Regions from separate parts of the Homo sapiens genome. Here regions 1, 2, 4, 5 and 6 are each linked to region 3. The links are chromatin contacts, found by Hi-C or POLR2A ChIA-PET in ENCODE. All regions are on one chromosome and are shown on one strand. Each heading gives the region's core, a stretch centred on a gene start or an enhancer-like site at or near the end of the contact. The rest is flanking DNA. Distances are from core to core; before and after follow the strand shown. Region 1 holds the start of CSRP2 (cysteine and glycine rich protein 2). Region 2 overlaps LOC105369844 (a long non-coding RNA gene). Region 3 holds the start of BBS10 (Bardet-Biedl syndrome 10). Region 4 overlaps LOC105369844 (a long non-coding RNA gene). Region 5 overlaps LOC105369844 (a long non-coding RNA gene). Region 6 overlaps LOC105369844 (a long non-coding RNA gene).

Region 1 (4,515 bases), core at 1,687-4,186, 530 kb before region 3:
CCCTAAAATAAAGAGGCTTTGTGTTTAAATTCACATTCATCTGATTCAGAGTTTTGTTAAGAAAAAGGGGCATGAAATAAAAATAATAAAAATATTTTTAAAATCTACGTTTGAAGCACAAGGTCATGACAAAAGGCAACAACCTTGGTTCAACTTGCCTTAGGACAGTGACCTTGAGAGAGGGCTTTGATTTGAAATTGGTTGATGAATTCCAGAGAATAGAGTTGTTACAAGTATAATACACATTTTGAGTGGGAAAAAGAAATAGCCTGCTGGACACATTTAACCTTTGATTCTGCCTATTACAAGGTTGAAGGGGTCAAACAGACTAGGACCATGTGGACTTAAGGGTTTATCCTTCTCCTTGAGGACACATTTTTCCCACTATCCTTCTGCAGGCGCGCAGATGCTTCCTACTGAAGACTCTTAATTGTTTTGGAAAACACTCCATACCTTCTTAATAGCAAGCCCTCAAGAAGGCAACATGAGTACTTAGCAAAGCACAATTTTATTTCTTTCTTGAGAGGCAAAAAGGACATCAAGATATCTTTGCTTAACATAACAACCATCAATTATTCAGTATTTACCATGTGCCAGGTGCTATGTTTGGCATTTTACATACATCACCCAATTTAATCCTCATAACAACACTACAAGATGTGTAGAATTATCTTTTTACAGATAAAGAAACAGATGCATAGAGGTCAAGTACTTAGCCCAAGCTTACAAAACTGATAGGTGGCAGAGCTGTATGTTGAAATCATGTGTGTTTGATTCCAAAGCCCATACTCTTTCTTTTGCACCACTCTGTCTAAAAACTCTTAAATAATTTCTTCATGTTCATAACTAAAAGAGTCAACAGTTTAAATAGATGTTTAAAGAAAATAAATATTTTTTAAATGTTGATAAATACAAATACAGATTTGTTCAAAATCACACGTTGTATATCATCTGCAGACTCAGTGTGAAGTACACGGAGACAAACACATACAGGGACAGACAGCAGAAACACTTTTAGGTCAGAAACAAGCCCAATTTCTTTTTTGTTTTGTTTTGTTTTTTTGAGACGGAGTCTCCCTCTGTCACTCAGGCTGGAGTGCATTGACGTGATCTCCACTCACTGCAACCTCCACCTCTCAGGTTCAAGTGATTCTCCTGCCTCAGCCTCCAAGTAGCTGGGATTACAGACATGTGCCACCACGCCCGGCCAACAAGCCCAATTTCAAATGATAAGACATGGCTATGGAATTTAGGGACAACATGAGCTTGACGGAAAGCAAACAGCTCAGGTTTGGGAGGCCCCTTCCACAAAGAGGCATTGAGAAGAACTCAGGGTAGGAGAGAAAGGGCAGTGGTTTGCTGCAGTGAGACTCACTGATACAGTTTCATTCAGTAGAAGCACTAGGCAAACTTATACAAGAAAAAATAAACATTGTAAGCAGCTGAGCTAAAGCGAATGTAGAATCTGAGGGACTGAATTTTCCTGTTGGCCCGTGAGTCAAGTCACTTACACTAGCTGATATCACTGAAATAAGGATTGCCCATATTTAGAAAAGCTCACAGCAGGCAAGAATGCTTTCCAGACTCCTGCCACAGTATCAGGAGATGTCAATCACCACTATGTGTTTTTGGACAGTACTTGGTGGACAGAGAACAAGGCAGCTATAATGAGTTTATCCTGGATTGGCCCCAGCATATAAAATAAAACAATAATAATATTATAAGTCGGTTCTGTACGTTGTCATGCGGATATGTGCTCCCTGCCCTCTCCCCAAGAGGGCATTTGGCAATGTCCAGAGACTTTTTGATTGTCACAACGTCGGGGGCAGGTTGCAACTGGCATCTAGTGGGTGGAGGCCTCCTACAATGCACAGGACAGCCCCCTACAATAAAGAATTATCCAGCCCAAGATGTCAATGGTGTGGAGGATGAGAAACTCTGGACCAGAGGAGGCAATAGCATTTATGGCATGAGGGGGTTTTGGTCACTGACTTTTTTGAACTCCCCACTCCGCAAGTATCAGTTCTCCGGGATCATTGCTTCTGGCAGGAGAGGTCATGAGGAGGCCTAGAATATGAACCAGATAGAGATTGCATTGTTTATTTTCCTTTTCATCTAAAACAATAAATCATCCTGTAGCTTAGGCATTAGGTCCCTTCGGATGTCACGGTATCCTTGTGCTTTTCTGACATCAACACATATAAATACAGGGCCTGTGGCGCCCGGGGTTTCTGCCTGGGTTTAGGTTTCTTCCCCCTCAGCATCGCGTGCTGTGCCCTGGTGGAGGGGAAGAGCGAAACACTTTGGGAATGGGGCGTTTTCGTAACGTCATTTATTTAGTCTAGATGAATTTTGCTCTTTAAGAATAAGAAGTTGTGGATTCCCAGAAGCTGGAAATCGGACGAGAGAATATGCGTTAACTAGGGAAGTTAATCACGTTGAGTTTACTGACAAGGACAAGGCAAGGGGGAGGTGGCGGAAAGCCCCGTTTGGCTGACTTTCTACTGCTGGAGCCTCCCGGCCCATGACTGTCTCCGCGAAGAGGGGGATCGGCGCTCGCGGTGGACAGGTCCGACGCAGGGCGGCGGGGGCCACTTTCCAGCGGGACCGTCCCGCCGCCGGGCCTCCCTGGAGGGGAAGGAAGTCCCTCTCCAAGTCCCAGTGGCTTTTGGAACTGCCGGGTCCCTTTGGGAGGGAGCGGTCCCGGGACGTGGGAAGATGCCGGGCGGGCGGGAAGCTGCAGGAAGAGGCGGGCCTCCTGCCTTTTGTCTCCTGGTGGCTAGCCCGGAGCGGGCAGAGGGCAGCCCGCCCGCTACACGCCCCAGCCCGGCAAGCGGCTCCGGGAATCCGGCGGGCGGGGCTGGGAGGAGGGCGGGGCGGACACAGGCCGCGCCCACCGAGCGCTCTTTAAAAGGCACCGGCGCGCGCTTCGCCTGGGATCTCGGACTCCCTGGACCCTCCCTCCAGCCCAGCCTCGCTAGCTCCGCCTGCGGTACGTGCTCCCGCCTCCGACTCAAGTGAGTAGGGGCGGTGGGGCGGTTCCGCGGCGCCGCCAACCCCGGGGCGGGAGTTGCAGGGGGTTTCCACCGCCTCCCGGGGTCGTGCTGTCGCCCGGCCGGCGCGCCCCGGTCTCCTCCGACATCCCCATCCCGGTCCGCATTTGTGCCCCTGCCAGCCTTCTCATCCCTGCGCCCCAGATTTTCTCTCTCTTATCCCCCAAACACACCTGCCCTTGTCCCCGAGGCCGTCCAGGCCATGCCCTGGGATCCCAGGCCCGCGGGGCAGGTAAATAATCTTATATGACCTTTAATTTCTCCATACTGGTTTCTCTGGGAGAGAGGCGGGTTGTGAGTTTCGCGTTTCTGCTAATCCGCCTCTTAGCAGCCGTCGGTCCCCTCGTCCAGCGGCAGGCTCTCTCTGGGGTGGGGGTCGGAGTCTCAGGGCCCCCTCTGCCCGGAGTGTGGTGAGCACCGAGGGCGACCTTACTGGGTTCTGTCCCCTAGGGGTGGAATGGGGCTTCTACATCCCCCCGAGCCCAGGGTACTGCTCCTGCCGCCGTACCGGGCTCCTGGCATCCCCATTGTTTGGTGGTGTCTGCCCACCCAGCACCGAACCCCTCTATGTTGAAGGAACAGCAGGGAATGTCAATCACTTACTCCTAGCTTTTTCCAGAACTTTCTACGATTCAGGTACAAAGAAGAATGCAAGAATGCTTGGTTGTGAAATTATGCGACAGGTCCTGCGAATCACATTCTGGGTTCTCCAGAGCCAGATTCAGGAGCTCCACGTAGGCACCCCCTGGGGGCGGGGGCGGGCTTTCTAAACCGGCGGATCCCTTTCCCCCTTCTAAGCCAGGACATTTGTTAAACGATTTTTACTTAAATGGCTACCCAAAATGTTTAACCTGTTTTATTTGCAGTCTGCAAACCAAGCACATTTTCCCTTTATAAATGCTTTTCGGTACAGAATTTTTTTTGGGGGGTGGGGGGGTGGGGCGGGGGCAGTTAGTAATTTTTTAACCCGGGCAGCGAAAATCGTCGTATTTAGTTCTTGACTTTTCCAATTAACCTGTTTTAAAACTCTCCTCATAAAATGCCAAGAATTCAAATAGGACAGCCACAAAGTTGGCTGTACTTTGACTCACGTTTTTCAAGAAAGAATTGGGTGATAGATTTTGAAAGGGAGAATCTAACATAGTTTCAGAACTGCATGCCAAGCTACAAAGAATGTTGTGAAGTACTAAGTGGTCTCCCCCAGTACTCCTGGGGTCATCGCTCTCGTCCATTGTCACTGATACTTTGTCAGTATTTCTCTGGGTCCTTTCTCCTCTGCATTGTAGTTTTCTTTGCTCTTTTGGTTCTGTGTTACCTTTGAGACCAGACCTGCATCACATGAGTCTTTGAAACTCACAGTGCTTGCTTGGGTACCTTGGACAATTGACTGAAAGAAGGAGCGAATAAGGTTGTGATTATAGGGAACAAAAATATAATTTGACTCACACAATAGGTATTTGTT
Region 2 (4,522 bases), core at 1,436-3,935, 630 kb after region 3:
CTGTTTGCATTACAAGCTTACAATCTTAATTTTTCTGAAAAGAAATAGAGAAAGGAGTAGATGTATATTGAAGAATTGCGATGAAATGCAAGAGTTCCTTATAAACATTACGCAGGGTCATTTTGGAAAGTCAATAATTTATAGCCTTTTTACTGGCCTCAGGGAAAAATGATCACTTCCACATTTGAATTTTAGTAAAAGTTGTTTTTCCTGGATCTCCATTAAATTTCATCCAGCTTTTGGCAGAAATTGTCTTCCTGGACCCTACTGGAGTGCTGGCTGACAAGTTACATCTTCCATGGGGCCACAACTCCCTAACGAATTCTGGGAGAGCAGCCTATTTTTGTTACCAGACGCTGGAGGATGCGTGACATGTCATTAACCTTCAAAACTGGCTCTGCACAAGAGTATTGTCAACAGATGGTGACTCTGATTCTCTCTCTCTCTCCCCTCCCTCCCTTCCTCCTCCATCCCCAGGATATCTTCTGGCATAGAATGCTCATTGGTTTCAAAGGGAAATTCGTGTGTGACACAGACACTGTGGAATGTAGAACAAAAACTGGAACAAAGTCTCTTATATTTATAATTGCGGACTATAGGAATTAAATGCACAGAGTAAACCATCAATAGTGTTTATACATTAAGACAGGCATACCAGTGATAAAGTGAATATTTATGCTGAGAGGCAGGCTCTTTAGGATCAGGGAAAGGTGTCTGGGCACTGGATGGAAGAGCTCAAAGCCAGCATTGGACTTAGAATTTTGGCCCAGCCATTTAACTCTTCAGTCTCTCACTTTGCCTTTTCAGTTTTTATCAGTGGAAGTCAATAGTAATTAGGGCATTATTTATCAGTTACTCCCAAAAAATGTAATCCCAGCACTTTGGGAGGCCGAGGCGGATCACGAGGTCAGGAGTTCAAGACCAGCCTAGCCAAGATAGTGAAACCGCATTTCTACTAAAAATACAAAAAAATTAACCGGGCGTGGTGGCGGGCGCCTGTGATCCCAGCTACTCAGGAGGCTGAGGCAGAGAATTGCTTGAACCCAGGACGTGAAGGTTACAGTGAGCCTAGATTATGTCACGGCCCTCCAGCCTGGGGGACAGAGCGAGACTCCATCTCAAAAAAAAAGAAAAGAGAAAGTTAATTCATTTATTATTTTTAGCAAATATTTATAGGATGCTTAAAATATACCATGCACTATGCTAGGCTCTAGGAAGAAACAAGATGTAAAGCAAAGTGCCTGTCAGGAAGAGGCTGACCAGTAATCAGATGATTATAATACAGCTTTTGAGAGCTTCCTATGGAAACACATATGGGGAAAGGAGAGGTCTACAACCCAGGATACCATGGGGCGCAGTTCCAGGGGCACAAAAAGCCATGCGGTAAACATATCACAGCTTCCCAAAGCATCAGTTTTATTTAACAGGACATTTAAACTATTTATCTTAAAATAAAATATATATATTACAGAGTAGAAAGAAATTTTCCAATAAATTTCTTTTATTTAGCCCACGTATACCGGGTTCTTTCACCTTTCTCTTAATGAAGACTTCTAGGGAAAAGTGAGGGCATAAAGACCGGTTTTTGTGTAGGCGTTTATGAAGCCTAAGAAGCCCTTTCAGTGCCACTTCGCCATCAGTGCTAGAGGAATCCACATCATACTATTTACATTCACAGGGCACCATGTGGTTTATAAAGGCATTTGACGAATTTTGCACCTCACAGTAAACAAGTGTGCTATTTTGCTTTACTGATGAGGATATCGAAGTTTTATGAGATTAATCCATTTTGGTGAGTGGTTCAAAGTCACAGAGTGATTAGTGGCAGAATCAGACTTCATCTTGGTTTCTGACACCAAATCCATTATTCTTTCTCCTGTAACTCATTCCTTCTCTTTCCAATGATTAAAAATTAAAAGACTGAGGTAAAGGATCTCTAGCCTTTTTCTGGCACATATCCACCTTCTTGCTCTTTGGGAATGGAGGGTAGAAGTGAGGAAGGTAGACTCTGGCAGATGCTGAGAGTGAAGTTCTTGAGAGGCCGGGTGAGATGGAAGGCTCTGCTTGATGTCTGAGAAAACTTAGGGAAAGGGGCATGGGAATTAATGAAGGTGAAACTGGGTTAAGTAGGGAACACTGTGGTGACAATTTAAGGATCTATCATGAGAGGTGTCAAGATCTGCTTGTTGTTAGATTTTGGGTCTCTTGCTAGTTGCCCTTCACATAGATTATACTCTTTGTTCTCTCATTGACGCCTCATGACCTTAGACTTGCTGTTTTGACTTTTCCATCCATCAAAACTAAACTAGCTAACATTGCAAAGTTTTGGAGGGATATAACATCAAAATAATGTTTAAGATGCCCCATCTTAAGTTAGGCAGTGAGGAAATACCACAAACCATGCTGATGCTTCTTGAAAAACAAGCAGGGCTAAGCCACATATCATTACTTGGCAATGCTAAATTCCTGAATTGCTTATATATACGTTTCACATGTAACCTCTGTCTTTAAACTAAAGAAGTTATTTGCTTATAATAATTACAGATTTGATTAAAATCATACACCGTGATTCAAGATTTAAAAATTAAATGGCTGAGACAAAGAAGTGACAAACTAAAGGAAGCCACAGTATGCTTGCCAATTGTTCTTGGCAGGAAATGGATGACTCATCCTGAACATGTGCTTTCGTTGCTGGGACAATGGGGCGCAATGAAAATGTTCAACTTACTGAATAGTGTGGACATTTTTGTCATCTGTTTGTAGGAGACTGATGAAATACAACTACAGATTAATAAGAACCCCGAAGTAACCTATGCTTTTGTGTGAGAAAACTAATGATAAATATTAAGAAAAAGACATGGACTGTTTCAAAATAATCAGTAGGTTTTCTATGCACTAAAAGAGACTGTGTACGGCAGATCCCAGGAAAGTAGAGGTGGAGAAATTCCAGAATTTAGGAAGGAAACTTAATATTGCCAATGGGAGACATGATTTATTCCCAAGAAGGAGAAAATAGGATTAGTAGCTGAGGGAGAAGTAAACAAGTAAGTTTTGGTTGCAGGAGAATGGGCCATTTCTGAAGTCCTTCCTAATGTGACCCTGATAGGATATCATCTCCTGTCTGGTATCTAATCCTGTAAAAATATCTGACAGGTAGACAGGGAAGGGGTATTAACTTGGTTTAACCTTCATGAACTGGCCCAGAGTTACTAAGCACTTAAAAGGACTGAGGGGCTGTGTAGGGGCCGGAGTATATGGGAAATTTCCGTACCTTCTCCTCGATATTGCTGTGGACCTAAAACTGCCTTTAAAACATTAAATCTATTTAAAAAAATGCTTTGTTGACAAAGTATCAGTGATCAAGGCAATCCTAGTTTGGCTAAAGGATGTGAACTGAAGTTCAGGTTTTATCCCTAACTGGCTCTGTAACCTGGGGTTAGTTTGCCTTTCCGAGCCTGTTTCTATATCTATTAACAAGAAGCTTCCCTAGCTTATCTTCAAGGCCTTTTCCAGATGGAAAATGCTGTAATTCATGTGAGCAGAAATATCTGTGTACATACAACAGTCTCAGAGGAGAGCACAGTTTTGCCAACAGATGAATACCTTGAGATACCCCAGGGAAATTTACACTCTGTTATTATAGATTTGCAATCACAGGTGTGTTGTCGGTAGTGGAGCATGAGCTGAAGGAAATGATTATTGTGAGTGGGGAAAAGGGCATTTTATAAGCTGGGGCAGATTAATAATGAAGGTTGTGCTGGGGATTCCTGTTCCTTGTAACCTTAGCCATTCTGTCCATGGGGAGATCCTAGATTTGCATTTTCTCATTCTATTTGCTCAGTTAGAGCCCTCCTTTATCAAAGACTACTTCCTAAGTCCAGAATTCAGAATTGTAAAAGGAAAACTACAGAGGTGGTTAACAGAGTCCTGTGGTTTGTTCTACAGCATGTGGACTTGGCATAGCCTCCCCAAGTCTGCAAAAATGCAGGCAGAAGATGCCCTCTAAGTAAAGTGTACTTGCCTTTTCCTGCATACAGCCCTATGGACACAACAGTGAATAATGCCAAGAAAAGGAGGCAGCATAATATAACACCAACGCAGAAGGAGATTTTAGCACACAGATCCTTGCAGCAATCTTGGACCGTCCCTGAATATTCTCTCAATTCATTCTCCCAAACATTAGAGCATCTGTTTGTGAGCCAGCAGAGCTTTTCATTCAGAATCATGACACTCTGCAGGCAGTTACAGAGAAGAAAATCTTTTATCTCAGCTTTCAAAAAGCTCCATTAGGCAGATTCTTTTTCTTCTTTTCAGAACAGACCCCTGCTTATTTTAGAGGAGGTATGTTCTTGACAAGTGCTCTTCCCAAATGTGCTGCATTGTAATTCAACCCCCAGTAACTTGACCAGTTCTCTGACTTTATCAGATCGGATAGAGGAGTCCTGCTGCCTGAGGCTCTTGGCTGCAAAGGTGAATGTTGAGAGCAGTGCCTGCTGCACTCCTCTCTGCGGGTTCTCACCTC
Region 3 (5,125 bases), core at 2,283-4,782:
GCCACTGTTTTGTAATGTAGTACATTTCTAATCTATTATTCCTAACCTATTATAACTGTTTGCAGAAAGAAAAGAATTTTTCTAATAATCTGTAAAATTATGCTAACTTCTACAAGTAGGCTTCTAAATAAAATTTTTAAAAAGAGCAAACGGTGATCAAGTGACTTTTAATACAATATGATGACTAAATTATTGCTAATTTGTTTTAATCCCCCCTTTTGTGGGGATAGGGATAGCTGCAAAGGATGGCAAAGGGCTTGAAAGGGATTCAACAGTGAGAATCCCTGAAGTATGCTTTGCTTGGTGCCTTATATTCATTCTTCTCGAATCCTCTATGAGAACCTTAGGTGGACGTTAGCCAGATTTTATACATGAAGATGCTGAGGCTCAGAGAGGTTGAAAGTCTCCAAAAGCTGCGGAGTAAGAGTGGTAGCCGACTCTTACTTTAAGAGTAAAAGCACAAGTTTGAATCTGTATCTCCGTGGTACACTTAAATAGAACTCTAATAGCACTTCACTTCTAAATGTCAGGAATATAATCCACTGCTTGAATCTATATTGAGTAATGTAACCCCTTTGTTATGAGTAGCACCACAAAAAAACCCTACTATTAAACATATACGAAATCCATATGAAAGGGTTTTTTTTTCCCCCCTCAGATCACCTATTAGTCCATACTGAGTCAACATCAGATGAGTTCCGAGACATCATTCCTCTCTGGTTTTCCCCCACCCTCCTTTCTTCCCATTCTTGCTCTCTGCTCAGGGTCCAGTTGCTTCTGGCTGTCATTTGGTTTGGTTTTATTAATTGGGGAGAAAAAGATGGGAGGGCCTGCCGGTTCCTCCTATCTTGTTCATAGCAATAAGGATTAAGGAAAACGGCCCCTCATTGTCCAACCTCGTGAAACATCTACAAGATCATTTTCTTGCTAATACTGGCATGCTTCGACTCTAGATGATGTATGTTGTGCCATTATGCTAGTTGAATCTTCTGCATCTCACAAAATATCACTTGTGGGAATAATAAACCAGGAGAGTGGTGACCTACCACAGTAATTTGGTGGGTGCGTCAGAGGCATCTGAACCAGAGCAACTCCAGTAATTTGGTGGGTGCGTCAGAGGCATCTGAACCAGAGCAACTCCATCTTGAATAGGAGCTGGGTAAAATGAGGCTAAGATCTAGGCTGCATTCCCAGATGATTAAGGCATTCTAAGTCACAGGATGAGATAGGAGGTTGGCACAAGATACAGGTCATAAAGACCTTGCTGATAAAACAGGTTGCAGTAAAGAAGCCAGCCAAAACCCACCAAAACCAAGATGGCCACGAGAGTGACCTCTGGTTGTCCTCACTGCTATACTCCCACCAGCACCAAAGACAGTTTACAAATGCCATGGCAATGTCAGGAAGTTACCCTATATGGCCTAAAGAGGGGAGGCATAAATAATCCACTCCTTGTTTAGCATATCATCAAGAAATAACCATAAAAATCGGCAACCAGCAGCCCTTGGGGCTGCTTTGCCTATGGAGTAACCATTCTTTTATTCCTCTTTCTTAATAAACTTGCTTTCACTTTATGGACTCGTCCTGAATTCTTTCTTGCATGAGATCCAAGAACCCTCTCTTGGGGTCTGGATTGGGACCCTTTTCCTCTAACAGGTGTAATATAAATATCTGTTGAGTGCTAACTATGCCAGGCACTATGCAAAGTGTTTAGTGAACATTCTCCACCTACTCAAAACCTCTTGAGATTTTTATTTTGTATATGTTATCTCCACTGGTTTTTTTGGCGGGGATTGTTTTGTTTTGAGACAAGGTCTCGCTCTGTCGCCCAGGCTGGAGTGCAGTGGTGCAATCTTGGCTCACTGCAACCTCCCTTCCCGAGTTCAAATTATTCTCATACCTCAGCCTCCAGAGTAGCTGGGATTACAAGCATGCACCACCATGCCCAGCTAATTTTTGTATTTTTAGTAGAGACGGGATTTTGCTATGTTGGCCATGCTGGTCTTGAACTCTCGGCCTCCTGTGATCTCCCACCTCGGCCTCCCAAAGTCCTGGAATTACAGCCATGAGCCACTGCGGCAGGCCCATTGTTTTTAAAGATGAGAAAAGCAGAGATCAAAGAGGTTACTTGGTGAATGCCACAGGTAAGGAAATGACAGAGCAAATCCAGGTCTGAATCCAAAGCCCATGCTCTCAAGTGCCTGTGTTTTAGGCCAGGCAAGGTGGCTCATGCCTGTAATCCTAAAACTTTGGAAGGCCAAGTTGGGAGGATCACTTGAGGCCAGGAATTCAAGATCAGCCTGGGCAACACAGGGAGACCCTGTCTCTACTAAAAGAGAAAATAACCAGGCGTAGTGAGGCACAAAGCGACTTGAAGGCTAAGACAGGAGGATCACGAGCTCAGGAATGCGGAGCTGCAGTAAGCTATGATCTCGCCACTGCACTCCAGCCTGGGCGGCAGAGTGAAACTTCATCTCTTAAAAAACAAAAAAAATGTTATAAGAGACAGTATTTTCTGTCTTTGGGTTATATACAATAATCCTTGGCCATGTGTTTTAAAGCATACTGTTGATCACCGACGTGATTAATGGATTTAAATCTGCACAGCGGCTCATGCCTGTAATCCCAACACTCTGAAAGGCCGTGGCAGGTGGATCATTCAGGTCATGAGTTCGAGACCAGCCTGGTCAACATGGTGACATCCCCATCTCTACTAAAAATACAAATATTGGCGGGGCACAGTGGCGTATGCCTGTAATCCCAGCTACTTGAGAGGCTGAGGCACGGGAATCGCTTGAGCCCGGGAGGCGGAGGTTGCAGTCAGCCGAGATTGCGCCACTGCACTCCAGCCTGGGCGACAGAGCGGGAGTCCATCTCAAAAAATAGAGACTTCGCATCATTTCTGCTTAATATATTTGTGGTGTCTAGAGTTTTATTGTGATACCTGAGTCTAGGAAATGTGGTAAAGCCTCTGCAGCAGACATAAAGCCTGCAATTCATGGCTGTGGCCAGGCTCTCCTCACCTGTCCTGCATCTACAAATTATTTCCGTTATGGTAAGGAGAGCAACTCGTGGGGAATGTGGACAGGAACATGCGTGAATCCAAGGCAGAGGTTTTGCCCCGGAAAAAGCAGCTTCTGGCAGGGGATGAAAGCCAGCAGAGTTCCAACCGGGGTGCCCTCTCCTTCACGCAGGCCCCACTACCGTGTTGACTTAGGAAGAAAGTTTCTCGGGAGACTAAGGGATTTGGGGGCAGCGGACGCCACTGGAGGGAGATGAATTCACCTAGGGAGCCGGGGAGGGGCTTAGGGTTGCCGCTCCAGGCACAGCTGCTGGAAATCCTAGTCTGTTTTTTCTGCCTTCGCGTACAACGGGCCAGCTCACCCCACCTGGCAAAGCTGCAGGGCTTTTCCACCAGGCGGACAGAAGGGCAGCCCTCTCGCCCAACCAAGAAGCCGTGCTACCCCGGCTTCGACTCCTGGCTTCCGGGTTTTCTCCCCGCCTATTCCGTTTCCGGCCGTTCCCACCCCTGTTTTCGGTCGGCCCGGGTGTTCTGCAAGCTGGTCAAAAAGGGGAAGCGGCCCAGATATGTTAAGTTCTATGGCCGCTGCAGGGTCTGTGAAGGCGGCGTTGCAGGTGGCCGAGGTGCTGGAAGCCATCGTGAGCTGCTGCGTGGGGCCCGAGGGACGGCAAGTTTTGTGTACGAAGCCCACTGGCGAGGTGCTTCTCAGCCGGAATGGAGGCCGCCTCCTGGAGGCGCTACACTTAGAGCATCCCATAGCCAGGTACCCGCGTCCCACACGCTAACCCGTAGCCGGGCACCCCAGGCAGCCTCTGTGGAGCTCTTGTCCCATCCTGAGGCGATGCGTACTTAGAAAGACTGACCTCGGGTGAAACCGCTGTATGCTCGGAATTAGAGCCCTGCCCAAGGGAACACTCCTGCACCCCAAATCTTACCAATTCTCAAGACCACTTCTCCCCACTCCACCCAACGGTGGAATCTTGGAATAGAGCAGAGTTTTTTCCAAGAAAGGAAAAAACTAAGGATGTATCCAAGGAACAATATTCTCATTTTATGCTTATGGCTGTGTAAACATGGTTTTAAGATGTGGGAAGCCAGCCTTCTGAAAATGAGTTGCTTTATTTCTTTTTTGTACAGGATGATAGTGGACTGTGTTTCCAGTCATCTCAAAAAAACAGGAGATGGTGCAAAAACATTTATTATCTTTCTTTGCCATTTGCTTAGAGGACTTCATGCAATCACAGACAGAGAAAAGGATCCTTTGATGTGTGAAAACATTCAAACCCATGGAAGGCATTGGAAAAATTGTTCTCGGTGGAAATTTATTTCCCAGGCTCTCCTAACGTTTCAGACACAAATATTAGACGGTATTATGGACCAGTACCTAAGTAGACACTTTTTGTCTATCTTTTCGTCTGCTAAAGAGAGAACATTGTGTAGGAGCTCTTTAGAGTTGCTCTTAGAAGCATACTTTTGTGGAAGAGTGGGAAGAAATAATCATAAATTTATTTCACAGTTGATGTGTGACTACTTTTTCAAGTGTATGACTTGTAAAAGTGGGATTGGTGTATTTGAGTTAGTGGATGACCATTTTGTAGAGTTGAATGTTGGTGTCACTGGCCTTCCTGTTTCAGATTCCAGGATCATAGCTGGTCTTGTGCTTCAGAAAGATTTTTCTGTGTACCGCCCAGCAGATGGTGACATGCGAATGGTGATAGTAACAGAAACCATTCAGCCTCTTTTTTCCACTTCTGGATCAGAGTTTATTCTAAATTCAGAAGCACAGTTTCAGACATCTCAATTTTGGATTATGGAAAAGACAAAAGCAATAATGAAACATCTACATAGTCAGAATGTAAAATTGCTCATATCTAGTGTGAAACAACCAGATTTAGTTAGTTATTATGCAGGGGTGAATGGCATATCAGTGGTTGAGTGTTTATCATCAGAAGAAGTTTCTCTTATCCGGAGGATCATTGGTCTTTCTCCATTTGTACCACCACAGGCCTTTTCGCAGTGTGAAATACCTAACACTGCTTTGGTGAAATTTTGTAAACCTCTTATCCTTAGATCCAAAAGATATGTTCATCTAGGCTTGATAAG
Region 4 (4,894 bases), core at 1,796-4,295, 560 kb after region 3:
TAATGCCCCCTAAGAGCATGGACTTACGGCACGAGGAAACATGGCTACAATTCTTATTATTTAAATAGCTACTTCTCTTGGATTTGTTGATTATAACAGCTTCATCACCTTGTAGATATGGTAGGCAAAAGCCACGTTAAAAGGTAGGCTTGATAAGTCAAAGTTGTTTTCTCACAGAAGATGAAAGAAGTGATTTATAGTTTACTCACAGAGAAGAGTTTGAGACCACATGAGAGAAAGGCTTTTCTTCTAGGAAACTGTAGGAACCTGATAGACTTTCCAGAAGAGGGAAGCTTTGCTCTGGTTGTTCTTTCTCATGGGGGTAGATTTCCTACTTTTTCACGGCTTCTTTTCCTTGAGTAGGACTAGGTGTTTTTTTTGTTTTTTTGTTTTTTGTTTTTTGTAAGAAAGAGTCTCACTCTGTCACCAGGCTGGAGGGCAGTGACATGATCTTGACTCACTGCAACCCCTGCCTCCCAGGTTCAAGTGATTTTCCTGCTTCAGCCTCCTGAGTAGTTGGGACTACAGGCATGTGCCACCATGCCCAGCTAATTTTTTTTTTTTTGTATTTTTAGTAGAGACGGGGTTATACCATGTTGGCCAGGCTGGTCTTGAACTCCTGACCTCAGATGATCCACCTGCTTTGGCCTCCCAAAGTGTTGGGATTACAGGCATGAGCCACCATGCCCTGCCAGGACTAATTTTTTTCTTTGTTCACCAGGGTGAGTAAATACAATCTTTCAAATACTCTCAAGAGTAGGCCTGCCTCAGTTTTGCTTGACATTGAATGAATATGATTCAATTCTCAAATACCTTGGTATTGAAAGTGGGGTATAGGTGGTCTATTATATTGACAGTATTTTTACATTAGTCTTATTCATGTAGCACATATTTGTTGAGCATGAAATGTGTGCTAGATGCTAGCAATATAACAGGATATAGAATAGATATAGCCTCTGCCTTCAAAAAGTCTATAGTCTACTAAGGGAGGCAGACATTAATTCTAATTGCAGTAAGTGCTATGAAGAAAAAGCATACATCATTTTGCTAAGTGTCATGGAGAGGAACCTCTTTTCCACCTGATTCCTATTTCCTTGTGGAGAGGTATCAATTAATATAGCACTCCTGGCTTCTCTGAATGGGGCATGCCTAGCTTAGCCTTTCTCATCCCTTTGCTTTTGGGATGGGCTTGTCTGCTCTGAGTCTCTGCCTCTGAGTGGGAATTAGGGTTGGGGCCTTCCAGGTTTCCGGTGCTGCCGTGACTGCATAGGTCTATCTAATTCTGCCAGTTAAATTAGGAAATCCACTGATACCCTGCACTTAAGTACAGTCCCCAACCTAGCCTTTATTAGTATTTTGTTGATAGTTGACTGTCATCTGTTGATCCTATTGTCTCTCTCAATTCAGAATTTAGGTGGAATAGGTGGTGTTATTATTGGGTCCCTCAAACCTCAATAGTAAGAATCAATTTGACGCTTATACTAGGGGAACTGACAGAGTGTAATTTCTGGAGCAGTGTAATTTCTGGACCTGTGGTTTTCAGAATTCTGCTGCTCACGGGAAGGTGGATTGTAGTGAGCTGACAGGGCCGAATTCTGCCCCCTTCACCAGTGCCTGCAGTGATGACAGATTTGTTTTGATCTATTTTACATATTAAGCTTCCACATAAAAATTCTGAGCTTAAAAATAATTTAAAACCAGTGCCTTGAACTTGTTGCTTTCAAACATTTTAAACCACAATCCTCAGTCATAGTTACATTTTATATTATTCAAACTCGTATATATTATATACATGTGTATACTGACCTTACTATCTGTGGTATAGTTTATTGCATTTCCATTTCATACCAAAGAGAAGTTTGGTTAAAACTCATGGAATTGATTCCACAACCCTCATTACATGAAATTTAAAAAATTCTGCACAAGACCATGTTTATTTTATCTCAGGCCTCTTGTCTAGTAAAGACCTGACCTTCCCCTGATCATATCCCTTTTGCCCCATGGGCCTTATTTCTTTTGGAGCTCAATATATCATTCATTTTCTGTATACAAATACATTAGAGTTAAACTTATGAAATTACCAGCCCTTCTGAGAAAGTACTTTTTCAACATTGTTATTATTGCTGAGGATTTCAACAATAGCAAAATAATGTATTACATTCCAAACTTGGCAAATGTTACTAAATATTTCTCTTGAGGCTCATTTTCAACCATATTATTATTACTGGCCTGTTTTTTTGGGTTTAATGAGATAATTTTCTATCAAATCATGGTAGCGAACAGAGCTGACACAAATTCTCAAGTTTGTGGTAAAGTTTATACTCCATTGGAAAGTTTCTTTTATATAACAATATTGGCAGGGCTCATGTTTTAGAATGAATTATTTATGTGGGCCCATTCACCACTGCTACCCCATTCTACACAGCATGACATCCAGAAAATGGCAGTTTTGATGAGCATGATGAAGGCAGTATCATTTTTGTGCTTGATACAGTGGCCGGAAAGTTCAGGTCTGGGTGGCATCCTGAGAAAGGGAGCAAGGCAGTGTGGTGATGCCAGGTGCAAGAAGGTGGGGGTGTCCAGAGGGAAGTGAGATGCTCTGCAAAAAAGTCAGAGGACATCTCAGAAAATAGAGCCACCTTCCTGATGTAGCTTCCAACAGTCCTGTCTCCTAATCCCTTCCAGCCCCCAAATATATGAAGCTGACTTCAGAGAGATAAACACCAAGGAGTCAACCCATTACTTAGCTTTTGTTTCCAAAATAAGACATCTTCTAGTTAGGAGAGCTTCTGACCGAGGGGCAAGTGGTTTATCCTCAAGATGGTAGAAAAGCAATGTGCATGCTCAGTAAAACTTGGCCTCACCAGATGCCAGGCTCAGAGAGTCCTCTTTCCTGCCTTTCTTGCGTCACTGCCTGTTTGCTTGAAACAAGCAGTAGAAATAGTCAAACACAGGTGCTGGCTGCACTGGCAGCACAGCCTCTCCTCCAGATTCAGGCTCTCCCTGGATGGCACTGGCTGGTAACCACAGAGTGAAGATCTAATCAAGCCAATGCTGGCTCCCTGCCCACCACTAGCTGGTTTTATTCAGCTTCCCCAGTGTTGATAATAAAACACAAGTGAGCCTTCAGTTTCTTGCCTGCTAGTTCCAAAGCCAGCATTTGCTGCATGCTCTCTGACTTGCAATTTGGTGGCATCCTGGACAGGACACTTGCCTACAATCAGCACACCTGGCTTCTTTGTCTAGGTTTTGCCTCCAACACATGGTACACATCACTTCAGCTACCTGTGCTTTATTTCAAATGGAGATACTAACCCCTAATGTTGGCCAAGCTTTGTGATTATTTATCTCAGGGATTTATCAGGGTTGAAAGCAGAAAAAGCTTTAATGAAATTCAAGACTCTGTCCTAAGATCCTAAATGGTTGAAGTGTGTCCTGGAGGGGGCTGGAGTGGAACAGGCCATATGAGAAACAATAAGGCTGGAAGGAGAGATTTCTGGTGACTGGGAGGGAGAGACAGATCCTGCCCTCAGAATTTGTACCCTACTCAGGTTGTGAGAAGGCCTCAGGGGGGAAGTGTTGACAGGAAGGGCACCTGTAGGAGGCTTGGGTTCTCCCACTTGTGTTCCCCTGTTTCATCTGAGATTTCTAGTCTTGGCAAAGAAGCAGCAGAACCTGGGATAATGGGTGTCTCAGCCACAGCCAGTGTGGACCCGCAACTGACACCTTGAGGGCATTCCCCATCTTGAAGCTAGTTAAGACCCCAGGACTTTTACATATTTGCAGGAGGAAACCCAAGAAAGCGTAGGTTTAACTTCTAGGTCCAGCGAGAGTGGAGCTTGGAGTCAGAATTATAGTGATTTCAAGAATGGGAAGAGTAGGTAATGCACAATTTTTTGCATACCCAAGTGAATGGACTGAGGTTCTTAGTCTATATGTGTGTCACTGTATTTACTCAGTGAACTCTCAGAAAACCTTGTACTTCTTTTCTGCACACACTGAGCTTCTCTGCCAGGTGCCTTCTGAGGACATGAGAGCTTCATGCTAGGCTGGCCTTGATGCAGTGTGGGCAAGGCCTGGAGCAAAGAGTCATGAAAGTTGGAGGCTTGGAGTCCTGCCCACGGGTGGATGAGTGGCCCAGGCAGGCCAGGACTAAGTGCTGAAAGCCCATCAGTGCAGAATCATCCCATCGGGGCAGCATCGGGGTAACAGTCAAGCAGCAGCTCTTTGCCCAGTCTCCTTTTGCACCAGCTGTAGCTATTTGGGACTGATATGTTCTCAGGGCTTCCTCAGCCCCAAGTCCATGACCCCGTTTGTGCTTAAGGTGAACAGACGTCTCTCCTTTTAACAGAGGGGCAGGAACCCAGGAGACTGCTGAGCCAAAGCTTCTCCCCAGCTGTAATGCTTTCCTGAAATAGAGACTTTGCCTTGGCTCTTAGACCCAGCTCCATACTTTACTGTTCCCAGTTAGTCATGGAAAGACGAAGGTGCCTAAAAATAAGCACCATCTGGGCCCACAAGGTTCAGCAGGGCACACTCACAGCTAATGGAGAAAGTTTCAGTCTGCCTTTGTGGTCCTGGAAACCCAGCTGTGATGCGCTTGCCAGAAGGGCCCTTCAAGCCGTGTTATTCTGAGTGTCTCTCAGGGCAGCCTTTGCAAAGGCAACTTTTCACTGCCTGTAAGTTCTTGAGGTCACCCAAGGATAGCAGCTTCAGGGAAAATATGAGAAAAAATGTATTTTTAGTGCATTTTCTCATGTCTTTGTGTTGCCCCGCTCTCTTTCATGCTTCTGCAGTCCCCACTCCACTCTCCATTAGCTGCCTAGCTTCTGTGCCTGGTCATCTTCCCAGATGCCCAGAGACTTCTATGATGCCCTGAGCCTCCCTTTCCTAA
Region 5 (5,059 bases), core at 1,760-4,259, 640 kb after region 3:
GTAAAAATGGAACAAAAGCTGTGGCATGGAGAAGAGATAGAAGCAGAAGAAATGAGTTTAAATCTTAGTTCCTTAACCTCTTGGAGCCTAAAAACGTTAGTTAGTACCCACTCCATATGGTGATAATGATGATTAAGCACCATCTCTGCATTGTGAATTTATAAGGGTTAATGGAGTAAATGTGTATAAGTTTCTAGTATTATGTATAGTGTTCAGCAAGGACTACACAGATATCAATTTCCTTGTTTATTCTGGGCAGTTTTATAGAGGTCAAAAATCCCTTTGTTTTTCAGGAGTCAAGGACTTCTCATATTGTCAATAAGCTTTTTGAGCTGGAAGGCCAGAGTAGGTCATGACACATTTACTTGCATTGCTCAGTGGAAGAGGATTCTACAGGGTGCTTATAAAATCTCCAAGCTTAGGAAAATGCACATAAGTAGTTTCTGGATATTCTCTTTTAATACAGTGTTCACTGTGTTAGCCTCATCCACAATATGTAGTTCCATGTGCTGTGCAAAACTACAATAAAAATGTGGCCGGGCGCAGTGGCTCACACCTGTAATCCCAGCACTTTGGGAGGCTGAGGCGGGCAGACCACCTGAGGTCAGGAGTTTGAGACATGCCTGGCCAACATGGTGAAACCTTATCTCTACTAAAAATACGAAAATTAGCTGGGCATGGTGGTGGGCACCTGTAATTCCAGCTACTCGGGAGGCTGAGGCAGGAGAATCGCTTGGATGCAGGAGAATTGCTTGAACCCGGGAGGCAGAGGTTGCAGTGAGCCGAGATTGTACCATTCCACTCCAGCCTGGGTGACAAGAGTGAAACTCCATCTCAAAAAAAAAAAAAAAAGGTGCACCCTAGATATCCAACCCTGCCACTGCGGTGCAATGAGGTAGTGCACCAGCCTTAAATCATCACTCTGGACCGCCTCTCCTAGTCCATCAACTAACGACATGATTTAGTCACTTGAAAATGGCAAACATGTGCCTATGTTTCCAAATTTTAAGGCCACCCTGTGGTTAAGTTCTAACATTTGAATAAGATAAAGGGCCTCCAGGGAGAAGTTTATTCTGCTTTCCAAATTGCAAAAGTCACATGATTATAAGAACAGTCTGCTTTCCTAGAGGTTTGTGGGAGCAGAGTCTATTCATGACCTTGTTTTCAGATACAGCCACTAAAAGGACTCCCTGCTAAAAAATATTTTTCCCAATATATCCAATTTATACATAATTAGTCATTTTCTTTTTGTTTTTCCTTAAGCTGATGAATTACTTAGAGTTCTTATAAATTCACTTCAATATTTAGAGGTTACATAGAAGAAGAAGAATGAAGAGACAATAAGAAAGGGTAGGGAAGTAGAAGAACCAAGAGAGTGTGATATTCCAGAACCAAATGAAGAACAAGTTTCAGGAAGGAGACCATGATCAGCTATGCCAGATACTATTGATAGGTCAAGTAAATGAAGGTTGAGAACTGAGTGTGCATTTGGTAACATGACTATCAGAGCCCATGATGAGGCAGTTATTAGTGTGGGGACCAAGAGAAACACTGGAGTGAATTGAAGAGAGAAAACAATATTGATCATAGACAACTGTTTTAGCCGGGCGTGGTGGCTCACCCCTGTAATCCCAGCATTTTGGGAAAGTGAGGTGGGTGGATCATCTACAGTCAAGAGTTCAAGACCAGCCTAGCCAACATGGTGAAACCCCATCTCTACTAAAAACACAAAAATTTGCCGGGCATGGTGGTGGGCACCTGTAATCCCAGCTACTCAGGAGGCTGAGGCAGGAGAATCATTTGAACCCAGGAGACGGAGGTTGCAGTGAGCCGAGATCGTGCCATTGCACTCCAGCCTGGGCAACAGAGTGAGACTCTGACTCAAAAAAACAAAACTGTTTTGAGTTTTGCTGTTCTTTTATTTATGTTGTCACACTCAGTGTAAGGTAGTTTATGAAAATCATTATATCTATAGACATTCTGTTTGTGAAAATAGAACTCACTTTATCTCTGACCTCTATTTTCCGTGATTTTTACATAACAAAGTACATAGTTCCTCAGGCCAACATATGGAAACCTAGAACAAATGGCTTCCAAGGCCCCTCCCAGTTGAATAATTCTGGTGAATTCCCTTTCCATGAACTTCCTGCCAGATGTTCCTCATGACTGATCTTATTTCCTTTATGCTTATGAAAGTGAGGCATAGCTTTTTTACAAAATTACTTAAGTGTATGTTATCAGAATGCAGCAGAGCAAAGCAAAGACCACGTAACTTGACACAGCCATGGCTAGAAGAGAAACCTTATCTGCGACAGATATTTTTAGTTGCCACTATTTTCTATCACACTAAGCCCCATTATTTTAGGCTATATGGAAATGGGTAAACTGAGGGGCTGTACCTCATAACAGCCTCATTTTTCACGTGAGAAACCTACTTTAGAGAAAGCTCTTAAGATGTGTCTTTATATACTTAGCCAGCAGATGACCACTTTTATTTTTTCCCTGCTAAGAAAATTCTTTTTTCAATTCCCTGGAAAATACTGTTGAGGCTGTCATGCTGTTGGGGGAAGAAAACATATTTCCTCATTTATATTGTGCCTGCTTATCTATATTTCTGCAAACATTTCAATCTTCCTCCCCACTGCATTTTTTACATCAGCCTTTCTAAATACAGTTCATGGTGTTCTGTTTTATGTCACTGTAACCCTGACTGCTATGTGGAAGCAGGTCCTGCAGTGCAGGAAGCCTGCTTATAATTGACAGATAAATCTGTTTTCTAGAAACTCTGCATTCCGCAGCAGCCCCAGCATATATGATTCTTAAATAATCGCTTTGCTTATTCCCCAAACAGAAGGCAGTCAAATCAACCAGTTTATTCTTCCAGAATTGCAAGAGGACTGCCATTCATTTTCCAACTTTTCCTTTTTTTTTTTAAGCTGCGGTTGTAAAAACTTGGTGTGCTTTGGGATGTGTCATCTCTTATTTCTTAAGGGTCAACTGTGTTAAGAGAGAGAAGGTCAACCTAAACAGTTCTTGGATTTCATTTCGGGAAATTCCAGGCCCCAGCTCAGCTCGTTCTGTGCATGTCCACCTACCGAGGCTCGGCCCTCTGTTGTTGCAGCTGTTGCTGAGTACAGAGCTCATTTATCCCCAATCAGCTGGAGCTTCCTGTAAGTGTTGGATGCTTTTCCCTATTGCTACTCAATTGGGATTTTTTTTACAAGATTTATCAAAACAGTTCCAGCTACATGGTGCTTTGGAATACATACCTCCAAAGTCCAATGACTTTTCAAAACACAGATACTATGCTAGTGGCAAACTATTAGAGATGTCAACTGCCTCACTTGGTTCAACCTCTACCATGTTGTAGGTGCCTCCATGCAGAATGGGGAAATGGAATGAGGAGTTTGAAGGAACACATGGAAAGTCTCTAAATTGTACCTCTCACCCCAACCACGCCATATTGGAATATACAAGACTGAAGAATTCAGAGTCACAGCCTTGACTCCAACTCCCTTGTTCTAAGATAAGAAGAATCTTAGTGATTTACCCAAGGTCATATGGCTGATTATGGCATTAGCCTCTTGTAATCCTTTTGATACATACGATCTTGAAAAAAAATCCAAAATCATAGACAAGGGGTTCATTTTTATAAAAAAATATTTATTCTTGTTATTATTTATCCTAGGGGTCTTGGAACATTGTGTTTGATGGCAATAGTTTTAATATGGCCGATTCTTTCTAACCTTGTCAGAAGTCTGTATTTTGATAAGATAGAAATATAGATTTATACCATATCTGTATAAACAGTCATCCGCATACATGTGTGTTCTGCTTCTATCAATAGCTCTTTTGTCTCAGGGATAGGAAATAAATGTGTCTGAATTTATATTAAAAAAACACCATCAAAGTAGTAAAATACACTAATCCACTGTGTATTACATAAGGCATTTAAATTCCGATAATTCATGTCTGATGCAAGCAGTAAGAATATGAAATAGTACACATTTATCTCTTTTCTTCATGAAAACTGGGGCAAAAATAATAATATTCTAAAATAAAGGAGAATACCATTTAAAAATTCAAGCCTCACCTCTCACTCTACTCCCGTTGCCTGAAAACATGCAGAGCTCCCTTTGATAGTTTGATTTTGAATCTATTGACTTAAAAATATCTCCACTAGTTTTTCAGGCCAGTCATTCTTCATTCTAACAAAAGTAGACTTCATTTTTGTTTTCATTATCTTTTAGAGACATTGGATTGCTGAACAGTTTTGGGCCAAAATCCGTCGGCTGCATTTCTTTTAGCTTGCTGGCTAAGACTGTCCATAAGGAAGGATACTCACGCTTTGCTGACATTTCCTCCCTAGGTCTCTACATTGCGTCAATTGACTCGCCAGTGGTTAATAATGTGCACTCTGGAGTCAGATTACGTGGGTTGGAATCAGGCTCTACATCTTGCTAGCCTGGCAAATTTGAACTAATTATTCAAACTATCTGAGTCTCATTTCCCACCCCTATCCACCATAGGATTTTTGGGAAGGTCATATGAGATAATTCATGGCACAAATTAAAAACTCTATAAATAGTAAAATTTATTTACTATTATTACATATGAAATTACATATGAAATTAAGTATTTTTAACCTTGAGAGAGACGGAGAGAGTCAGATTACATAGATTTTCCAAAAAGTGCACCTGAATGGAACTTTGAACCTCCAGGCCAGCCTGCACAGGTGTTCAGAGCTATTCTGTGGACCTGTCAGTCATAGAGTTGTTGTTTTCTCTTGTTCTCTTGTCTTTCAAAGGACTAAGAGGAAGGCCTATTGTTATTCACGGAAGGATATTTATTGGCCAGAGTATATCTGACCATAGCCTCTTATGGAACAAAAAAAATCATTGTTTATTCATATTCTAACTTCCCCTCCAGGAAGTACAACAATGCAATAGACAACAACCTTTTTGTAAGGTGAGTTCAAGCTAGATAAACAGATAAACAGACAGAACTGTGCCGGCTTTTTTTCTTCCTTTCCACCATTCTTATGAATGTGTAATAAGAT
Region 6 (4,615 bases), core at 1,914-4,413, 710 kb after region 3:
ATGGGCGTTCTAGCCTGTGGGATAATCATCTACATTAGTGTAGAGTGAAGGCGTCTCATGCCTCTTTGGAAAGAAAATTCCACAAGAGCAACAGGGAGAGACTGCAATCTCATGACAGCCTGCTCAGGCTTTCCCATTATTTGTGATATAAATTATCATATAAACTAAACACTGGTATTTTTAAACTGTTATCTGCCACTGTTTCTCGATTTTGTGCCCATGCCTTGGTGTCAACCATCCCTGGGTCTTTAATTTCAAACACTATGTCCTTGTATTTGGGGATCTCCCCCAAATTGTGAATGACTTTCCTCTATGGGCCTGACCCAAAGTTGACTGTATTAAATGCCATGAAATAAAAATTTCTGGATACCAAAGAGAGAAATGAGTCAAATAGTTAAACATTAAATTCCCTATTAAAAATAATTCTTATATCATTGTTATCAGTTTTGTATCTGAAGATGGGAAACTATGTGTTGAAACCATACTGGGCCCTGAGATGGTATTTTGATTCATGTTAGGGCACATAAACTAAAAGGACTACCATAGCTTTCAGTTTAGCCTCTGCAAGAATATCTGGGGCATCTACTATAGCCCCTGGAGGGAGGGTCTTTGCCATTTCTACTCCATTCCAGAGCTCTGAGAACAATGTTGTGGCTGATAGTAAAAACCACCAGATCCTCTGCAGGAATAATTGTATTAGCCCATGTGTAGACAAGGGCACAGTCTTAGACCCTTCAACAAAGGAATATACTTTATTATTTATTTTTACTTTTTCGAGACAGAGTCTTGCTCTGTTGCCCAGGCTGGAGTGCAGTGGTGCAGTCTCAGCTCACTGCAACCTCTGCCTCCTGGGTTCAAGCGATTCTCCTGCCTCAGTCTCCTGAGTAGCTGGGATTACAGGTACCCACCACCATGCCAGGCTAATTTTTGTATTTTCAGTAGAGATGGGGTTTCCCCATGTTGGCCAGGCTGTTCTCAAACTCCTTATCTCAAATGATCCGCCCACCTCGACCTCCCAAAGTGTTGGGATTACAGTCATGAGGCACTGCGCCTGGCCAAAGGGATATTCTTTAAATAGCTTAGTAAGACATGATTCCATAAGTGATGATGGAATCTCTGAAACAAAACTGTGGAATTTTCATATGTTACAGAACAGTGTTATCCAATAGACATGTAATGTGTAAAGTTTTAAATTTTCATGGTGCCGTATTTTTTAAAAAGTTAGAAAACAGATGAATTATGTTGTTAATGTATTTTAACTATCATGTGAAAATAATATAATTTATATTATTTCAGCATATAATCAATATAAAACTTATTAATGAGTTTTTCCCCTCCAAACTAAATATTCAAAATCTGTGTGTATTTTATTCTTACAGCCAGTCTCAATTTGGACTAGCCAATCTTCAAGGGCTAAATAGCCACATGTCACTAGTGGCAATTAGTTGCTAATCTTGGATGGTGGAGTTATAGAGTCTCCTGAGATTGAATATACAGAAATTCGTACATCTCAAGATGCAGTAATCTTTAGCATGTCTTGCTTAGGAATAAGGGTCACAAATTATTATTCTGTTCTCAAAACAAGTCATTAAATGTCAGGTTGATAGGACATTCAAGCTTCAAAGTTGAGCGGGGAAGTATAGATTTTCCCATAGATCTCCTATAACTTCTTTTGAGGCTTTGTTCATATTATTTTTGCTTTGTTTTGTCTTGGGCTTTAAACCAACTTGATATAAAAACTACATAGTTAGTTTTTGTTCTAAAATGAGACAGCCTTACCTAAGTAATTTCAACTAATTTTTTAAAATGGACTGTAATTATTGTTTTTAGAACTGTGCTGTTTTCTTAGATGTCATTAAAGAAACTGCTGTGGGAGATGAGTAAGAGCATGTCTATTTCTATTCCAGGAATATTTTACTTGTTAACCTCGTGGTTGATAAAATTATGATCAATTAGTCAGAATGTAAGCTGCATGAAACCATGTGATAAATTGTTCCTCAATTAGAAAGTTGGTTTGCCTCCTTATTAACTTGCTTATTTTCCTTCTTTTTCTTATAGCTGTCCTTCCTGATAGATATTTTTATTATGGGTGTTATAAAATCAAACTTATATTTTAATTTTTACCATAGTAATAAGCTCTTGGACACACACACACACACACACACACACACACACACACACACATATTTAGATAATACATTGTAGTACAAAAAATTTGTTAAATAACTGTTTTCTTTTTTTATTTCTAAATCTCAGTTTATACCAGAGAGTAACCACTGAATAGTACCTAAAGAGAAGTTAACAATGGTTATGAAAATATAAATTACCTTTACTATAATTATTTTGCCTTTTGGAAATGCTTAACAAGATTATGGATAATTTATTATCCAACATTGATACATGACAACTCTCAGAGATGCCTGTCATTGGTAGCTGCCTGGATTAATTTTATATTGCTGCATAACACATTACCACAAGCTTAGTGGCTTAAAACTTAGCTTATTATCTCATAGCTTTGTTGGTTGGAATTCTGGGTAGAATATAACTAGGTTCTCTGTTCAGGGTCCTGTAAGGCTAAAATTAAGGTGTCAGCTGGGGCTGGGGTCTTATCTGAGGCTTAGGACCCTCTTCCAAGCTCATGGGGTCATTGGCAGAATTTGTTTCCCTGCAGCTGTCGATCTTGTGGACTTTGTGTCTTTAAGACCAGCAGGAAAATTCTCTTATGCTTCAAATCTCCTCTCAGAAAGGGCACATTCTCTTCTAAGGGTTCACCTGGTTAGGTCAAGCCCACCAAGGATAATCACCCTTTTGATGAACTCAAAGTAAACTATTTAGGGCCCTTAATTACATCTACAAAATCCCTGTTGCCATATAACTAATCTTGGGTATAACATCAGGGAGTGGAGATAGTGGAAGATCTTAGAATTTTGCCTACCAAATTTTCCACATGCCTTCAACACCCTCTATTCATTTGATACTTCTCCACATTGTGAGCTCCATTTTCCAAGGGTAATTTGAAAAGAAAAAAAAAAAATCTGCATTCTCAGACTCCCTTGTGGCTAAGCTGCAGATGTGTAACTATGGTTTTGTAAGTTAGAGGCGGAAGTGAGACTTAACCGTGGAGGTGAACTGTAGCAAGAAACAAACTGGGGATGATTCATTCCTTTTGCTAATGTGGGGGTGGTGGTGGCCATGGTAACTTCCTGCTCAGGCCAGTTCTTTGGTGTGGTTCTGAGGAATGGTTCCGGAGGGGCTAATCTTGAGACTATTCCTCAGCCCACCCAACAGTTCTCTGAGCTGTCTAATATCTTTCAATAAATTCATTTTTCTACCTACGCTAGCCACAGTAGCACCACAGTAGATTGTGGTGCTTACAAAATAGCCCCAACAGGCACAATTCCTAATCTTCCTTGTATATACTTTATGACTCTGGAGGAAATAATGTCTTTCTAATAAGATGAAATTCAATTAAAGCATTTTCCCTGCTTAGAGAAAATGGCTGTGGTTTATTAAAGAAGCATTTGATGTCTATTCCTTCTCAACTATTATCTTATTTGCATTTTCTGGAACATGATTAGTTATAATGTACTATAAGTTTTCATAAAACCAACATGAAAATAATTATGCCTGAATTATATGCATTCCATAAATATCATCTAGCTATCTCCTCATTTCATATTACCTCCTTCCTTTCCCTCAATTGCCACAACACTGTTAAGAGATATAAATAAATCATTAATACTTGATTTTCGGATATATGCTCTTGCTTTTGAGCTTGAGATATTAAAAAATCTCAGTTGACTATAGTTTACCTTGAAATGTTCCTCCCATGAAGGCATTTGACTTTTTTGGTTATTGTTGACTGATAACAACAAGCTAGTTCATGCTGAATAATTGTGTGAAACTCTTTTCTACACAATTTTCAAAATTCTAAACAAGTTGCATTTTTACTACGCTTGTAATTTTTTTCTTTAGGTTTATGTTGTATGACTAATTGCATTCTAAATTCCAGGAGAAAAGGTGTGAATACCTGCAGAGTATTTTGTAAATAAACATTGATTAGGCAAAAAATGCCATGTTTTCTTTCATATGATTTCAAACTGATGGTATTTTTCTGTTTTTATTTTATATATACCATAGTAACATTTTTAATCAGTACCATATGCCCAAACTTCCTTTTTATGGAAAATAACCTATTCCTAACGATAAGTAATCCTGTCTTTAAACACACACGTACACACACACACACACACACACACACGATACACTCATTATTAAATATTTTGTACCGGAAATAGTCTGTGATTCAGTGCTTAAATTGTTTAATAAATGATAAAATATTTTGCAGATTGGCCTCAGTGTAAGGTGAATAGTGATTTTTCAATGATCTTTTGTTCAGCTCCAGTGTTTCCTTCATACCACCAAACTCACACTCTGCTTATACCTAGATTTGCATCCTGCTGCTCCTGCTAACTCGCTGAGTGGCAGTGTGGCCTAGTGGATACTCTTTTGGCTTTTTGTTTTCTCATCTCTAAAATTAGGAAGCAGATTCTATGATTCTAAAATTTATCTACAAGTGGCCATTATTTATGTAAAGTAGTGTTAGTAGCTTTAT

Evidence for each region. A loop is a pair of places that touch in the nucleus more often than their neighbours do. ChIA-PET counts read pairs that join two places held with the same protein, here RNA polymerase II (POLR2A). Pooled maps may share reads with other maps.
Region 1: a pooled map shows a loop between it and region 3 (5-fold over the local background). The contact joins the promoter of CSRP2 here to the promoter of BBS10 in region 3. A Hi-C loop is called at or near these places in 10 of 50 pooled maps.
Region 2: a loop to region 3 is called in a map of HCT116, with 11 times the contacts of the local background. The contact joins the enhancer-like site here to the promoter of BBS10 in region 3. A Hi-C loop is called at or near these places in 2 of 168 maps with a recorded cell type or tissue (HCT116 and mammary epithelial cell), 1 of 37 single-sample maps with no recorded cell type and 8 of 50 pooled maps.
Region 4: a loop to region 3 is called in a map with no recorded cell type, with 2.6 times the contacts of the local background. The contact joins the enhancer-like site here to the promoter of BBS10 in region 3. A Hi-C loop is called at or near these places in 1 of 168 maps with a recorded cell type or tissue (endothelial cell of umbilical vein) and 1 of 37 single-sample maps with no recorded cell type. POLR2A ChIA-PET finds 5 or more read pairs at or near these places in 2 of 52 experiments (OCI-LY7 and PC-3).
Region 5: a loop to region 3 is called in a map of HCT116, with 7 times the contacts of the local background. The contact joins the enhancer-like site here to the promoter of BBS10 in region 3. A Hi-C loop is called at or near these places in 1 of 168 maps with a recorded cell type or tissue (HCT116) and 4 of 50 pooled maps.
Region 6: a loop to region 3 is called in a pooled map, with 5 times the contacts of the local background. The contact joins the enhancer-like site here to the promoter of BBS10 in region 3. A Hi-C loop is called at or near these places in 1 of 168 maps with a recorded cell type or tissue (HCT116), 14 of 37 single-sample maps with no recorded cell type and 11 of 50 pooled maps. POLR2A ChIA-PET finds 5 or more read pairs at or near these places in 1 of 52 experiments (HCT116).

Annotation. Positions count from the first base shown.
Region 1 is chr12:76,877,440-76,881,954 of GRCh38, reverse strand. It overlaps CSRP2 (cysteine and glycine rich protein 2), which reads left to right and starts at 2,936. Exons shown (of 6, transcript NM_001321.3): 1 at 2,936-3,017. It overlaps LOC124902971 (a long non-coding RNA gene), which reads right to left and starts at 3,596. Exons shown (of 2, transcript XR_007063380.1): 1 at 3,305-3,596; 2 at 490-2,067. RefSeq lists silencers at 2,667-2,716, 2,747-3,176.
Region 2 is chr12:75,720,999-75,725,520 of GRCh38, reverse strand. All of the region lies in intron 1 of LOC105369844 (a long non-coding RNA gene), which reads left to right. Among named protein-coding and RNA genes, the nearest start is that of KRR1, 210 kb to the right of the region's middle. Within about 2 kb of position 2,685, at least 14 of the 41 ENCODE cell types and tissues checked have a DNase peak (open chromatin) inside an H3K27ac peak, as active enhancers do; they include HCT116 and mammary epithelial cell, where a contact is called at or near this core.
Region 3 is chr12:76,346,822-76,351,946 of GRCh38, reverse strand. BBS10 (Bardet-Biedl syndrome 10) reads left to right here and starts at 3,532. Exons shown (of 2, transcript NM_024685.4): 1 at 3,532-3,785; 2 at 4,160-5,125. The coding sequence starts at 3,589. It overlaps OSBPL8 (oxysterol binding protein like 8), which reads left to right. Exons shown (of 24, transcript NM_020841.5): 24 at 1-150. RefSeq lists enhancers at 3,131-3,180, 2,327-3,276, 3,277-4,226.
Region 4 is chr12:75,782,887-75,787,780 of GRCh38, reverse strand. All of the region lies in intron 1 of LOC105369844 (a long non-coding RNA gene), which reads left to right. Among named protein-coding and RNA genes, the nearest start is that of PHLDA1-AS1, 250 kb to the left of the region's middle. Within about 2 kb of position 3,045, at least 11 of the 41 ENCODE cell types and tissues checked have a DNase peak (open chromatin) inside an H3K27ac peak, as active enhancers do; they include PC-3, where a contact is called at or near this core.
Region 5 is chr12:75,704,194-75,709,252 of GRCh38, reverse strand. The region is part of intron 1 of LOC105369844 (a long non-coding RNA gene); the gene reads left to right. Among named protein-coding and RNA genes, the nearest start is that of KRR1, 200 kb to the right of the region's middle. Within about 2 kb of position 3,009, at least 12 of the 41 ENCODE cell types and tissues checked have a DNase peak (open chromatin) inside an H3K27ac peak, as active enhancers do; they include HCT116, where a contact is called at or near this core.
Region 6 is chr12:75,639,744-75,644,358 of GRCh38, reverse strand. All of the region lies in intron 8 of LOC105369844 (a long non-coding RNA gene), which reads left to right. Among named protein-coding and RNA genes, the nearest start is that of KRR1, 130 kb to the right of the region's middle. RefSeq lists a silencer at 1,904-2,104. Within about 2 kb of position 3,163, at least 5 of the 41 ENCODE cell types and tissues checked have a DNase peak (open chromatin) inside an H3K27ac peak, as active enhancers do; they include HCT116, where a contact is called at or near this core.